2 separate regions of the Mus musculus genome follow, and region 2 is linked to region 1. A link is a loop called in an ENCODE intact Hi-C map of the cell type or tissue named here. Cell type or tissue: gastrocnemius. All regions are shown on one strand. Links, peaks and the distances in the headings refer to the core of each region. The heading gives the core; the rest is flanking DNA.

Evidence for each region. Peaks named below come from ENCODE experiments on the same cell type or tissue, not always from the same donor. Only the 100,000 strongest peaks of a DNase experiment are listed, where the experiment ranks them.
Region 2: it touches region 1 in a loop (9-fold over the local background); 14 of 42 quality-filtered maps call a loop at or near these places.

The regions. Positions count from the first base shown.
Region 1 is chr6:71,998,522-72,001,438 of GRCm38, forward strand. No RefSeq gene overlaps it. Among named protein-coding and RNA genes, the nearest start is that of Gm26628, 36 kb to the left of the region's middle. In gastrocnemius, for the core only: no CTCF peak of the experiment used is centred there; a DNase peak (open chromatin) is centred at 1,732.
Region 2 is chr6:72,056,987-72,059,903 of GRCm38, forward strand. No RefSeq gene overlaps it. Among named protein-coding and RNA genes, the nearest start is that of 9130221F21Rik, 16 kb to the left of the region's middle. In gastrocnemius, for the core only: no CTCF peak of the experiment used is centred there; a DNase peak (open chromatin) is centred at 1,451.

The DNA.
Region 1 (2,917 bases), core at 321-2,820:
TTAGGATTCCCACAAGAACATCAAGCTATGCAACTGTAACATATGTGCAGAAGACCTAGCTCAGACCATATAGGACCAGCAATTGTAGCTTCAGTGTCTGTGAGCCCTTATGAGCCCTGCTGACTTGATTCTGTGGGGCATGTTCTTGCGTAGTCCTCCACTCATCTGGCCCCTACCATTCTCCCTCCCCCTCTTCTAGAGAGCTCCCCTGGTTCTGCTTAGTGTTTGGCTGCGTGTGGGTCTATTCTCCTAACAGTTGCTGGATGAAGCCTCTCTGATGACAACTGGGTTAGGCAACAATCTATGAATATAGCAGAATATCATTCATTGACTTTTTGTTTGTTTGTTTGTTTTGCCAGTTGTGTTTGGTTTTATCCTGGGTTCCTGGGATGTCCTGCCTCTGGTTCCTGGCCATTCAGACAGTGTCAGGCCTAGGCTCCTTCTTGTAGCATGGGCCTCAAGTTGGACCAGTCATTGGTTGGCCACTGTCACAAGTTCTGCACCACCATTACCCCAGCACATCTTGCAGTCAGATTGTAGGTCAAAGATCTTGTGGCTGGGTTGATGTCCCAGTCCTACTGCTGGGAACCTAGCCTGTTTATAGAAGATGACAGCGTTTGGGAGCAACACAGAAACCTAACTCCGTGGAATCTATGAGAGTAACCCTGGTGAACACACCTAAAAATGGGGGATACAGATCCTGAGCAGTGTTCTTATACTTTGGAACACATTATATTCAACCAGAACTCAGATTTGTTCTGTGAGAGTAGTCGCTAATGGCCAATCAGGCTCTGGTTGGGAAGCCAACTTTCTGGTCTCCTGGGTGAACCCAGCTGAGAGCTTTGTGAGAAAGGCAGAGCACAGCTGAGATTTGCAGGGTGGGGATATGCATGAGGCAGCAATGACAGGAGATGGTCTCAGAGAGCGTGGCCCACTGCACCATGCACTGCTATCTCTTTCCCATCTCCGGAGGGTTCAGGACCTGAAGATGGATATGTGGAGTTGGTGAAAGAAGTCTTTGACAAAGAGGTGCAGTTCATATCCTGGCACTGAGACAACTCAGGCCATTTTTTCTTATATATCTATTTTTTCATAGCTGTAAAGGTTTTACATTCATTTTCTCATGTACAATCTCTTTTAAGAATTTCCAATGTTTAACAATAATGTACACACTATACTTTCCCCTCCTGTCTCCTTCCTCAATCCCTGCAGTTTCCTGCTAACCCATAGTCTATATAGCCTCAGCAAGCAGTTACTATCTAACACAGTCCATTGGTACATAGCCAAGAGACCATGGTTGGCAGCAATTGCAGTTACAGTAGAGAGAGGTGAGAGACTACACATCCAAGAAATTCTGATTTAATTATTGGTACCTAGCACGTCCCCACATCCTGATCAGATCTAGTCTCTGTAAAACCCAGGGCTCTCTGTAAATTTGTAACCTGAGTCAGTTCCTCTCTCTTGCTTGGCTCATCTCTGAGTGTTTCCATGAATTCTTAGAATCAACGATCCAGCAAGACCTTTGTAACTTTTTGGTAATTACTGTTGTTTGGAACATCTCGGTGAGCAAATTGTTGTCAGAACCAAGCTCCCATCAGGAGAGAACATCGGGACGTCAGCTGATGTACCCAGGCCAGGCCCTCCTGTTGACTCAACCGCATCATCATGATTAACAGGCAGAGGGATCTGTTCCATTCCCATGATCCTCAGAGACAAACGAGAATAGATGATGGCCGGAGCTTTTTTTTTTTCTGATTGTGGGGAACTGTCTGTCACAGACAGAGTGAAAGTAAAAGCCGCCAATAGCAAAGCCAAAAATGCAAATGTGAGGCAGAAGCAGACCAAGCATCCACTCAGGAAAAGCCAGGGGACTCTGCGTGAGCATCCCACAGGCCTTTGCCACGTGGGGACCCAACTGTTCAGACCTTGCCGTAAGAAGGGCCAAATGCTTTACACTGGACCTCCAGAGTGAGCTTAATGACCCATCTTTAGAAGTTCCCAGGCTCAGAGGGTAAATGCTCTGCTGCTAAGCATGAGGACCAGAGTCCCGGTCTACAGAATCTACATACATGCCAGGTGGGGAGTTGGCTACCTGTAATTCCAAAAGCAGAGACACTAGAACAAACTGGCTAGCCTAGCCAATATGCAAGCTCTGGCTTTACCTGAAAGATCCTGCCTTAAAATATATGATGGAGAGCAAGCAAGGAAGACACCAGCATCAACTCAGGCCCTCTCACACCTGTGCCTATATACACGTGGACCCACACATGTATATTTACATCACACACTCACACACAAGAATAGAGGGAGGGAAGGAGGGAGGGAGAGAGGAGAGGGGAGAGAGAGAGAGAGAGAGAGAGAGAGAGAGAGAGAGAGAGAGAGAGAGAGAGAGAGAGAGAGAGAGAAGAAAGGGGGGGGGAGAGATGTTTGCTCATGTTATAGACCTGAACTGAAAAGACAGCCTAGGTGGAGTGGAATGAAAAAAGCGGATCTCCTAACACAGCAAGTGGTAACATTCAGAATAGTATGAGAAAGTACACACACATGCGTGCATCTGCAGACACATGCCTATCACATCAACCCATGGGATACACACACACACACAGAGCCTACAGTATGTTTGTCATCTCTTAAGTGTACATTGTGTATATAGAAGCATTGAGAACATACTGGAAAGCACGACCATATCTGGGAAATAGAATTCTATGTGCACTTGCAACCTGAACGGGGCTTGATCGTTGATAACGGGGCTTACGTGTCGAGTCAGTCCTGAAACAGGTCAGCTCCTCCAGAATGCTGACCACAAAAATAAAATGCTTAAAGCTTATCTAAAAACTTCAAAACACAGCTGCTCATAAAAAAAGAAGAAGAGAAAGAAAACACTGGTCATATGCTCTAATGGATTAAAAACAGCATG
Region 2 (2,917 bases), core at 156-2,655, 58 kb after region 1:
GGCGTCAAGGCCACAACAGTCAGGAAGGAGAGAGGAACACACACACACAAGAGGGCTCAGCTTGCCATCTCCATTTTATTCAGCCCAGAATCCTATGCCCAGGGAATGGTCCAACCAAAGTTAAGATGGGTCTTCCCAAATCAAGTAGTGCCCTCAAGATAACCCTCTCCCCCAGGGCATGGCCAGAGGCCCATCCCCATGTGATGTTAGAGTTAGTCCAAGTGACCTTTAATACTAGCCATCACAAAGGGATGGTGAAAGTTCCTGTGCTGAGCTCTCTCTGATCTCCAAGCTTTTTGGAAGCCAATGGGATTAGCTTTAATAACAAACCCCCAAATAATTAGCTTATCAGATGCTTTTTAGAGTCTAAGCATTGAGCCAAAAATTGTATAGTTTTTTTTCTACTTCTAATCCCCATGATGGCTCTATCAAGTAGATATTCTTTTAAGATTTATTTATTCTGTGTGCAAGAGTGTTTTACCTACATGTATATGTGTAAAATAGTCTGGATCCTCTGGAAGAGTCACTGCTGTGCCAGAAAGTGTTCATGAACCCCAAAAGACCACCAAGAAGCTGATTCTGATGGAATCACATTAGGGTCTCTTTATTCAAACTCGAGCTTGGGCCACACCAGTCTCTAGCGCAATACAACAGAAGGATGTAGCTTTGAGCCCAGTTTCAGACAAGCATTTATAAAGGCAAGAAAGGTTATCTAGCCTGGCACACATCTGACTGAGGGGACCATTATGGCCTTTAAAATAAGTGGCTGGCGTTAGTGCCAAACCATAAACTTAACTTTTGTTTTCTCCCTGATTGGTGGTTGTTAGGAAATGAAGTACCAGGGGCAGACTTGTAACCAGGAGGTATAGATTTGTTGGGGGAATAACCTGGAAACTGGTGCTAGGTACCAGCCTGTTAACTTGAGTTCAACCTTTGGTCAGGTTCTCTAAGACGGAGTCTAAACCCAAAAGATCTGTCTCTCACCACAAGTGTCCCAAGCCATCTCTCCAGCATCCTGTTGTTTACTATTAATACTATATCATGTTTCCAAAATCACCCCGTTAGTAAGTAGTGACAGTGGGATTAGAACCCACACCCATGAAATCCAAACTACCACTCTAATTCTGTCTAGTGCTAAACATCTGGGGTGCAGTACTGAGGGCTGCCAGCCTCACAGGCATGGGCCAAGCCTGTGTGAAACTCCAGAGGGTTGCTTCCTAAAGGCCACGCCAACTTGCCCAGGTGCTCTTCCATTTTTAGCATGTTTTTGTTTGCAGGTCTGGTTTGTGTTCTAAGCGACTGATTTAAATTTTCCCTTTCTTTTTCCCTCCCAGGAGCAATGGCAGAAGCCAGCGGGAGTGAGAAGGTTCTGAAGGACGGTTGGGAGGGCACCACCAAACGTACCACACAGGAGGCCTGGCAGGACACAGGCACTCGCCATCGGGTTTCCATTCATGCTTGGAATCAGAGCCATCCCTGGCACAGGGGCATGGAAGACAAGGTTTTCATGCTCAAAAATTGGCCTAGGGCTGGTGAAAGGTCTCCGTGGGTCAGAGTGGATAAGGGCGCTTGCTGTTAAGACAACAAGAGGGCCTGGCCTGGATACATCAGCTGACGCCCCGATGTTCTCTCCTGATGGGAGCTTGGTTCTGACAACAATTTGCTCACCGACGTGTTCCAAACAACAGTGATTACCAAAAAGTTACAAAGGTCTTGCTGGATCATTGATTCTAAGAATTCATGGAAACACTCAGAGATGAGCCAAGCAAGAGTGAGGAACTGACTCAGGTAACAAATTTACAGAGAGCCCCGGGTTTTACAGAGAATAGATCTGATAATTAAATCAGAATTTCTTTCTCTCACCTCTCTCTACTGTAACTGCAATTGCTGCCAACCATGGTCTCTTGGCTATGTACCAATGGACTGTGTTAGATAGTAACTGCTTGCTGAGGCTATATAGACTATGGGTTAGCAGAAAACTGCAGGGATTGAGGAAGGAGATGGGAGGGAAAAGTACAGTTTTAAAAGCTATAGAACATGTTTTAATTGCAAAAATAAGAAAATTATTATTTTTAGCATATGTAATATACAAAATGATGAGTTTTATAATGACATTCTTATACAGGTATAGAATATATGCTTTGCTGCTCAGGTGGAAGGGGATCTTGGGACTCGGAAGCCCAGGAGCCATACAGCTCTGAGGGAAGAAGCTATCCCAGTGGAAGGGTAGCCTGAGACACAGGAGCTCAGGAGCCACACAGCTCTGGGGTGGGACAGTGTCCCAGTAGAAGCATCTTGAGACTTGGTAGCTCAGGAACCACACAGCTTTGAGAGGAAGCCTCCTTAGCAGAAGTTTGCAGCTCCCAGGGGAGGGTATCCCCAGCAGGAACTCAGGGGCCTCAGCCCTGCTCCTTACTTCTTCTCTTCATTGCTTCATTTCTTCTTAGCTTCTTTTGATGAGAGAGGCACAACAGGCAGGAAATCTCATGAAGGATTTAGTGGAGGGTCCGGGGTGTGGAGGGACAAACCTAGGAATGACTGCCCTCTGCTCTTAAGAGTGGGCATCAGGGAACTGGACAAAGGACAGGGCTTATATAGGATTTCTTAGGGCCAGAGCTTTTCAGGGCAGAGATTGCCAGAGTGAAGATTGGTGGGATCTCAAATTCTGAGCTTGGAGAGCTCAGGGATTGGAGGCTTTTCCTGTTCAGGGAGTGGTGGGTTTTGTGGGAAGCTCAGGGGTTGGTGGCGGGTTTTTTTTTTGTTTTGTTTTTTTGTTTTTTTGTTTTTGTTTTTGTTTTTGTTTTTCATCTCCTTTTCCCTGCATTCGGCTCATAGGTTGCAGTCAGCTTTGACTGATGTGCCATCTCTATGGAGATGCTCAGGGAAACCGGAGAGGAGATGCTACCATGGTGGTCAG